Regions from separate parts of the Homo sapiens genome. Here region 1 is linked to region 2. Evidence: read pairs that join two places in POLR2A ChIA-PET (ENCODE). Cell type or tissue: MCF 10A. All regions are shown on one strand. Each heading gives the region's core, and the rest is flanking DNA. Links, peaks and the distances in the headings are about the cores only.

Evidence for each region. ChIA-PET counts read pairs that join two places held together with the same protein. Peaks named below come from ENCODE experiments on the same cell type or tissue, not always from the same donor. Only the 100,000 strongest peaks of a DNase experiment are listed, where the experiment ranks them.
Region 1: POLR2A ChIA-PET joins it to region 2 with 6 read pairs; 2 of 35 experiments call an interaction of 5 or more read pairs at or near these places.

Annotation. Positions count from the first base shown.
Region 1 is chr12:123,256,554-123,260,898 of GRCh38, forward strand. It overlaps MTRFR (mitochondrial translation release factor in rescue), which reads left to right. Exons shown (of 3, transcript NM_152269.5): 3 at 260-1,407. The coding sequence ends at 478. Among named protein-coding and RNA genes, the nearest start is that of CDK2AP1, 13 kb to the right of the region's middle. In MCF 10A, for the core only: no CTCF peak of the experiment used is centred there; a DNase peak (open chromatin) is centred at 1,738.
Region 2 is chr12:123,310,519-123,314,909 of GRCh38, forward strand. It overlaps SBNO1 (strawberry notch homolog 1), which reads right to left. Exons shown (of 32, transcript NM_001167856.3): 24 at 3,102-3,201; 25 at 537-611. Among named protein-coding and RNA genes, the nearest start is that of CDK2AP1, 41 kb to the left of the region's middle. In MCF 10A, for the core only: no CTCF peak of the experiment used is centred there; no DNase peak of the experiment used is centred there.

The sequences.
Region 1 (4,345 bases), core at 1-4,000, 54 kb before region 2:
GGTATGGTGGCGTGCGCCTATAATCCCAGCTACTTGGGAGGCTGAGGCAGGAGAATCACTTGGACCCAGGAGGCGGAGGTTGCAGTGAGCCAAGATCACACCATTGCACTCTAGCCTGGATGACAAGAACGAAACTCTGTCTCAATAAATAAATAAATAGTAAATAAAAAAGCGAACAGGTTGAATTTAATGACTTCTGAGGTCCTGTCCATTTTTAACATCCTGTGGTTTTCACATTATAAAATATTATCTCTTACAGTGCCATCAGACAAGATCAGTTGATCAGAACAGAAAGCTAGCTCGGAAAATCCTACAAGAGAAAGTAGATGTTTTCTACAATGGTGAAAACAGTCCTGTTCACAAAGAAAAACGAGAAGCGGCGAAGAAAAAACAAGAAAGGAAAAAAAGAGCAAAGGAAACCCTGGAAAAAAAGAAGCTACTTAAAGAACTGTGGGAGTCAAGTAAAAAGGTCCACTGAGAAAAGAATTAGAGATTCCAACTGACAGAATCTGCCAGAAGCTCCCAGGGAATAATGGTGGCGAGTTCCATCACCAGCATTATTATAGTGCTTCAAAAGAAATATTTTTGATGAACTTAAAAGACAACAAATTTATTTAAATGGTGCACTAAACTGTAGTGAACAGAGACATGCACGATTCAAGAATAAAACTCGGCTGGGCACGGTGGACGGTGCCTCACATCTGTAATCCCAGCACTTTGGGAGGCCGAGGCGGGCGGATCACTTGAGGTCAGGAGTTTGAGACCAGCCTGGCCAACATGGTGAAACCCCGTCTCTACTAAAAATACAAAAAATTAGCCAGGCATGGTGGCGGGCACCTGTAATCCCAGCTACTCGGGAGGCCGAGGCAGGAGAATTGCGTGAACCTGGGAGGCGGAGGTTGCAGTGAGCTGAGATCGCGCCACTGCACTCAAGCCTGGGCAACACCTGGGTGACAGAGCGAGACCCCATCTCAAAAAAAAAATAAAACTAGTTCAAGTGCAATGACACACGCCTATAATCCCAGCACCTTGGGAGGCTAAGACAGGAAGATCACCTGAGCCCAGGAGCTCAAGATTGCAGTGAGCTATGAACACCACTGCACTCCACCTGTCCACTTGTTCTTGTGTGACAGAACAAGACCCTGTCTCTAAAAAATAAGATAAAACCATAAAGAAACACAGTCAGTACTATACAAGAATAATGGCTACTTCTAGAGGGAAGGAGTTGTCATTGTGATGAGGCACTTGGAGGGGTTCTGGGGTGCCTGACAAAGTTCTGTTTCTTCACCTGGGTGGTAGTTAGAAGGGTGTCCCCGTATTTCAAATTGTACCTTTGTGAGATTGTATGTTTTGTAATAATAAAATTTTTTTTGTAATTAGTAAAGTCAATTTTTATGGAGAACTGGAGAATGGAGTCAAACATTAATAGCATTTCTTGGCAACTTGCCATCTGCTGGGAAGCTGCTGCCCAGTGACACTTAAAAGTCAGTTATCCCCATGTCAGCTCAAGACAGTAAGAGAAAACAAGGGCCGGGCATGGTGGCTCACGCCTGTAATCCCAGCACTTTGGGAGGCTGGGGCAGGCGGATCATGGAAGTCAGGAGTTTGAGACCAGCCTGACCAACATGGTGAAACCCCATCTCTACTAAAAATACAAAAATTAGCCAGGCGTGGCAGCACACGCTTGTAATCCCAGCTACTTGGGAGGCTGAGGCAAGAGAATTGCTTGAATCTGGGAGGCGAGGTTGCAGTGAGCCAAGATTGCGCCATTGCACTCCAGCGTGAGCAACAGAGCAAGACTGTCTAAAAAAAAAAAAAAAAAGAGAGAAAATAAGAGGGTTGGAAGAGCTAAAGGCTCTGTTCCTTGTCCATGTGCTCTATTAGCTTCTAGGCTGTATGATGCCCAGTTGTGCCTCTGATGTAGAAACAAACACATTCCCTGCACGTTGATTTGCAAGATTTGTAAAGGTGAGGTTCCAGAATCTGATTTGCTTGTAAATTTACGTCACTTAAGCTGGATTTTACCTTACAGTTGTTTTTCTTTTAAAGCCATGCTTTATAGCTTGGCTTGTTAGAACTCTTCTGGAGTCCACGTAGAAAACAAATAGGGAAAAATGCTGAGAGGTGAGAAAGCCATTGGGAGATTGCCAGTTGCAGGGCCTCAGTTGTGCAGTCTGTCCAGCAGGCCTAGGCGGCATGTCCAGTAGGCCTAGGTGGCATGTCCAGTGCATACATCCAAGCACACCTTTCTCTTTGAGGCTGCCAATGAAGGCTCTTCTCACCTCAGTGACAGCTTTGGATGCTTACACATTCAATGCAGGGCTCATTCTACACCTCCTGTTGCGAGTGTACAGGACCCTTCCCCAGCCCAAACGCCCTGTAGAAAATAAAGGCTCTAGAACAACACCTAAGAAACCAGTAAGAGTGGGAGGGGAAATTTGGAGCTGGAGATAAGGGAGAATGGTTTCCGTTTGTCTCCTCTCTCATACCTTTGCAACTTTCTGCCACATGCAGGAAGGGGACACAGCACCCATTTCGCTAGAGCCTGTTCCTGCTGGCCTTCAGCCTTGTCATGGCTGAGAATTCGCCTCATGCCTGCATCAAAGAAAGACAAGTCTCTCTCATTTGTCTTTGTCTACTGCTCAGCAAAGCAAATTCTCATTGCAGGTATTTAGGGCCTAAGGTATAGAGTAAGAATTAAAATCCCTTTGGGAGGCACTGTCAGAGACCACCACGTGGACTCTCAACACATCCAGTGCAGCCCATTTTTTCCCTGGCACCAGAGCAGATAATTCTTCCAGTGAGCACCATATGAAGTAGCTTGAAGTTAGGAGCCGTACTTTATGAAAAAGATTCCTGTAGCACCCACCAAAAGCCCACAGGATAAGCACCTACGAACTGAGAATGGCCTAACCATGGGGTAACAGGCCAACTCAATAATACTGCTTCTGGCCGGGCGTGGTGGCTCACGCCTGTAAACCCAGCACTTTGGGAGGCCAAGGCGGCTGGGTCACCTGAGGTCAGAAGTTGGAGACCAGCCTGACCAACATGGTAAAATCCCATCTCTACTAAAAATACAAAAATTAGCTGGGTGTGGTGGCACGCTCCTGTAATCCAGCTACTCGGGAGGCTAAGCTGGGAAAATCGCTTGAACCTGGGAGGCAGAGATTGCAGTGAACCAACATCAAGCCACTGCACTCTAGCCTAGGCAACAGAGGGAGATTCCATCTAAAAAAAAAAAAATTTTTTTTTTAAAAACTGCTGCTGCTATTTTTTTTTCCTAGCATACACTTAAGTTTGCTGCACTTAAAATACACCCATAATGCAACTTCACTTTATCCCTACCTCTGACTTAGCAAACACATTCTTTCCCCAGCCAACTGTGCTAATGATATCACCAAAATGTTTCCGTGTCAGATGGGAAAATACAGTTTGAACAGGCATCTCCTACCTCTTGTAAAAGGTAAAGTAGAGGTTCCTCTCCAAAGACTTTCCTCCCCATTTAATTTGGAATAAACGGTAACTTCTCTTCGAAGCAAAATTTATTCAAAGACCTGTGCTAACATTCCTAATTATCTGCTAGCCGTGGTAAAGAAATCAATGTACTTTATGTTCTTAGCTCCCACAATTTAGCCTAAATATTTGTCCTGGCATGCTTACACTGGTCGGAGCAAGCATTAGGTCATAGCCTGTTCCTCTTCCTTATTTAAAAGTGTTTACCTTTCTCACCATTCCACAAGTTACTTTCTCCTTCCTTTGTTCTCTTCTGCCTTCGCCTCTTTTAAAAAGTTTTAAGTTGCTTCCCAATCAGGACAAATACAGAATATGAGGTCCCGTTCCAGCCAATGGAAACCGGACACAGCAGTAGGGTGGACGCATCAGGTTACAAATGACCCTGTCTCTTTGTTCGGTGTACTCTCGTGGCAAAACTGCTGGCGAATGTACCCTTTCTGCGGGAAGTAAAAATGGCCTTGCTGAGTAAATTAAATTTATGTTCAAGTGCTATTTCTTCACGGCACCGGGGAACAAGCATTTCAAACACTTTCATGAGAGATTATTTAAAATAGCACTTCTTTACACCAGGCGTGGTAGCTCACACCTATAATCCCAGTACTTTGAGAGGCTAAGGTGGAAGGATCACTTGAGCCCAGGATCCAGCCTAGGCAACATAGTGAGACCTCATCTCTGCAAAAAAAATTTTTTTTCCATCACACACCCATTCATTCAATACAAAAAGTCTTTTAAAAATTATTCAGGCATAGTGGCACACACCTGTAGTTCCAGCCACTAGGGAGGCTGAGATGGGAGGATTGCTTGAGCCCAGGAGGTTGAGGCTGCGGTGAGC
Region 2 (4,391 bases), core at 221-4,220:
ACCGCGCCCGACCAATTTTTTTTTATTTTTTTAGACGGAGTCTTGCTCTATTGTCGCCGAAGTTGGAGTGCAGTGGTGCAATCTCGGCTCACTGCAACCTCTGCCTCGCGGGTTCAAGTAATTCTCTTGCCTTAGCCTCCCGAGTAGCTGGGACTACAGGCACCCGCCACCAGGCCCGGCTAATTTTTGTATTTTTAGTAGAGATGGGGTTTCATCATATTGGCCAGGCTGGTTGCAAACTCCTGACCTTGTGATCTACCCACCTCAGCCTCCCAAGGTGCTGGGATTACAGGCGTGAGCCACCGTGCCCAGCAGACTTCAGTAATTTTTAAAAGCTTGAGAGCTGATCATATCAGCAGCCAGTGCTGAAAACTGCTTCTCTATGCATGGATCTTTTACACATACCCCACAGCAGCCAAAACCACCCAGAATGTTTTAAGAACATGAAGCTTCCCCTTCAGCTCAAAAGCATATATCATAATGGACTTTAATACTATAGCAACAGTTATATGCCCACACAAAGCTAATAGTAGTACCTTTATCGAGAGTAAGAATTCCCGAGCGATCTTCTACATTTATCAGGCCAACGCCTATCAGTCCTTGTCGAACATCTGTAAGAACAGGATCAATTCTGACTCATAAATTACAAGGGATGTCTACAATGTACCACTAAGTGAGAAAAGTATGTTGTAAGTAGTATCATGCCATTTTAAAAAAACACCTTGATATTTATATAAACATGGAGAAAATGTGGAGAGAACTGCCCTTGTTCACTCTGTCATCTGTGACCTAAGAAGGTGAGAATGGAAGGAGGGTTAAGGGGACTGTATTAACTCTCTTCATTATACATGTTAAGATTCTTTTCTTTTTTTTTGAGACGGAGTCTCACTCTGTCACCCAGGCTGGAGCGCAGTGCGCGATCTCAGCTCACTGCAACCTCTGCCTCACGGGTTCAAGCAATTCTCCTGCCTCAGTCTCCTGAGTAGCTGGGACTACAGGCTAAGTTTCATATTTTTAGTAGAGTCGGGGTTTCGCCATGTTGGCCAGGCTGGTCTCAAACTCCTAACCTCCGGAGATCCACCCGGCTCGGCCTCCCAAAGTGCTGAGATTACAGGTGTGAGCCACTGCGCCCAGCTGCAAGATTACTGTCATTACTTATAATAAACAAGTAACCTATCTATCTATCTATCTATCTATCTATCTATATATATATATATATATATATATATATTTTTGCGACAGAGTCTGACTACGTTGCCCAGGCTGGAGTGCAATGGCATCATCTTGGTTCACTGCAACCTCCGCCTCCCAGGCTCAAGGGATCCTCCCACCTCAGCTTCCCGAGCAGCTGGAACTACAGGCGTGCACCACCGTGCCTGGCTAATTTTTTTTTGTAATTTTTTTAGAGAGGGGGTTTCTCCATGTTGCCCAGGCTGGTCTTGATCTCCTGAGCTTAAATGATCCACCTGCCTTGGCCTCCCAAAGTGCTGAAATTACAGGTGTGAGCCACTGCGCCTAGCCATAACCTGTAATTTTAAGAAGTTAGAAGTAAATCAAGGAATCTTTTTTTTTTTTTTCTGAGACAGGGTCTCTCTCACCAGTCTGGAATGCAGTGGTGCCATCACAGCTCACTACAGCCTCCACCTCCTAGGCTCAAGCAATCCTCACACCTCAGCCTCCCAAAGTGCTGGGATTACGGGCATGAGCCACTGTGCCCAGACCAGGGAGTTGTTTCTGACACTCCTGATGTCAAAAGGAGTGAAGGTGTAGGGTTAAGACTTTACTGCTTTTGTTGAAAGCCGAGAGTAATGATGAACACCTCTAACTGGTATGTCAATATGAACTGTTAACAACACATATCAGTATGTGCTAATCTACCAAAAGGACTTCCTAGTGAAAAATGCTAACTCCATCTGGGTGCCTTGGCTCACATCTGTAATCCCAGCACTATGGGAGGTTGAGGTGGGAGGATCACATGCGGCCAGGATTTCAAGACCAGCCTGGTCAACATGGCGAAACCCCATCTCTATTGAAAACACAAAAATTAGCCAGGTATGGTGGCGGGCACCTGTAATCCCAGCTACTCGGGAGGTTCAGGGAGGAGAACCCTTTGAACCTGGTGGCGGAGGTTGCACTGAGCCAAGATCACACCATTGCACTCCAGCCCAGGTGACAGCACGAGACCCCGTCTCGAAAAAAAAAAAAAGGACATTTCCAAATACACGAAAGAAAAAAGGCTAAGCTATGAGCCACATGTATCCATCACCCAGTTTAAACAACTGTGAATTCATGGCCAATTTTGTTTCATCCAAACCTCCCACCCCAACCAATCAATCCTCACAGATTATTTACCTAGGTACTTTTTCAACTTTAAAATTAAATTGAATTTTAAAAGCTATTTGGGGCTGGGCACGGTAGCTCATGCCTGTTAATTCCAGCACTTTGGGAGGCTAAAGCGGGCAGATCATGAAGTCAGGAGATCGAGACCATCCTGGCCAACATGGTGCAACGCCGTGTCTACTAAAAATACAAAAATTAGCTGGGTGTGGTGGCATGTGCCTGTAATCTCAGCTACTCAGGAGGCTGAGGCAGGAGAATGGCTTGAACCTGTTGGCAGAGGTTGCAGTGAGCCGAGATCATGCCACTGCACTCCAGCCTGGCGACAGAGCAAGACTCGGTCTTAAAATAAATAAATAAATAAATAAATAAATAAATAAATAAATAAATAAATAAATAATTTTTAAAAAAGACTCGGTCTTAAAAAAAATAAAATAAATAAATAAATAAATAATTTTTAAAAAAGGCTATTTGGCAAAGTGATTTTACTCAATGTACTAAAACAACTTTCCTCTATTAAATCTCTTATTAGACAAACATGCTTTCACCATATCAACAGTAAGAGCACTTTCATTTGAATAAAATTTGCTTTAATAAATCTGTTTAATACAAGATAATTATGTGTCCTAGTAACCATTAATTTCAAAGTTTTATACAATTTATGTCCAAAGAAAAAAACTAATATAACAGCAAACATTACAACAGGTTTGAGTACATCTTTGTCAATAATCATTGTCATTGTTATGAATATTTGTAGAAGTTACCTTTAAAAAATTCTCCAGGATAGTCTGGAGGTGGTGATACCATAGGAGAATCCAAGTTTACAATGGATTTCATGACAATTTCTAAAGCATTTCTTCCATACTGCAAAAAAAAATCAAAACCTTTAACCAGTTTCAGCATTTGGATACTCTTCAATCACATGACCACCTAAATACTATAAAAACTACTGGCTGGGTGCGGTGGCTCATGCCTGTAATCCCAGCACTTTGGGAGGTCGAGGTGGGTGGATCACCCGAGGTTGGGAGTTCAAGACCAACCTGACCAACATGGTGAAACCCCATCTCTACTACAAAAAATTAGCTGGGTGTGGTGGCAGACACCTGTAATCCCAGCTACTTGGAAGGCTGAGGCAGGAGAATTGCTTGAACCTAGGAGGCGGAGGTTGTAGTGAGCCGAGATGGCGTCATTGTGCTCCAGCCTGGGCGACAAGAGCAAAAAACTCCCTCTCAACAAAACCCCAAAAAACCCACAAACTTATTGTACCAAAGATTCAAAAAAGCAATTCTCAATTATCTTTATATGTATTTATTTATTTTTTCTTTTTTTGGAGACAGAGTTTTGCTCATCGCCCAGGCTGGAATGTAATGGCACGATCTCTACTCACTGAAACCTCCGCCTCCTGGGTTCAAGCGGTTCTCCTGCCTCAGCCTCCCAAGTAGCTGGGATTATAGGTGCCCGCCACCATGCCCAACTAAATTTTTTTTTTCTTTGAGACGGAGTCTTGCTCTGTTGACAGGCTGGAGTGCAGTGGTGTAAACTCGGCTCACTGCAACCTCTGCATCCCAGGTTGAAGTGATTTTCCTGCCTCAGCCTCCCAAGTAGCTAGGACTACAGGCGCACACCACCACGCCCAGCTAATTTTTCTATTTTTAGTAGAGACAGGGTTTCACCATGTTGGCCAGGATGGTCTCGATCTCATGACCTCGTGATCCACCCACCTCGGTCTCCCAAAGTGCTGGATTACAGGCGTGAGCCACTGTGCCCAGCCACGCCCAACTAATTTTTGTATAATTTTTTGAGACAGAGTCTTGCCCTATTGCCCAGGCTGGAGTGCAGTGGCATGATCTCGGCTCACTGCAACCTCCGCCTTCCAAGTAGCTGGGACTACAGATGCATGCCACCACGCCCATCTAATTTTTGTAGAGATGGGATTTCACTATGTTGGTCAGGCTGGTCTCGAATTCCTGACCTCAGGTGACCCACCTGCCTTGGCCTCCTATATTCTGGGATTATAGGTGTGAGCAACTGATCCCGGCCTAATTTTTGTATTT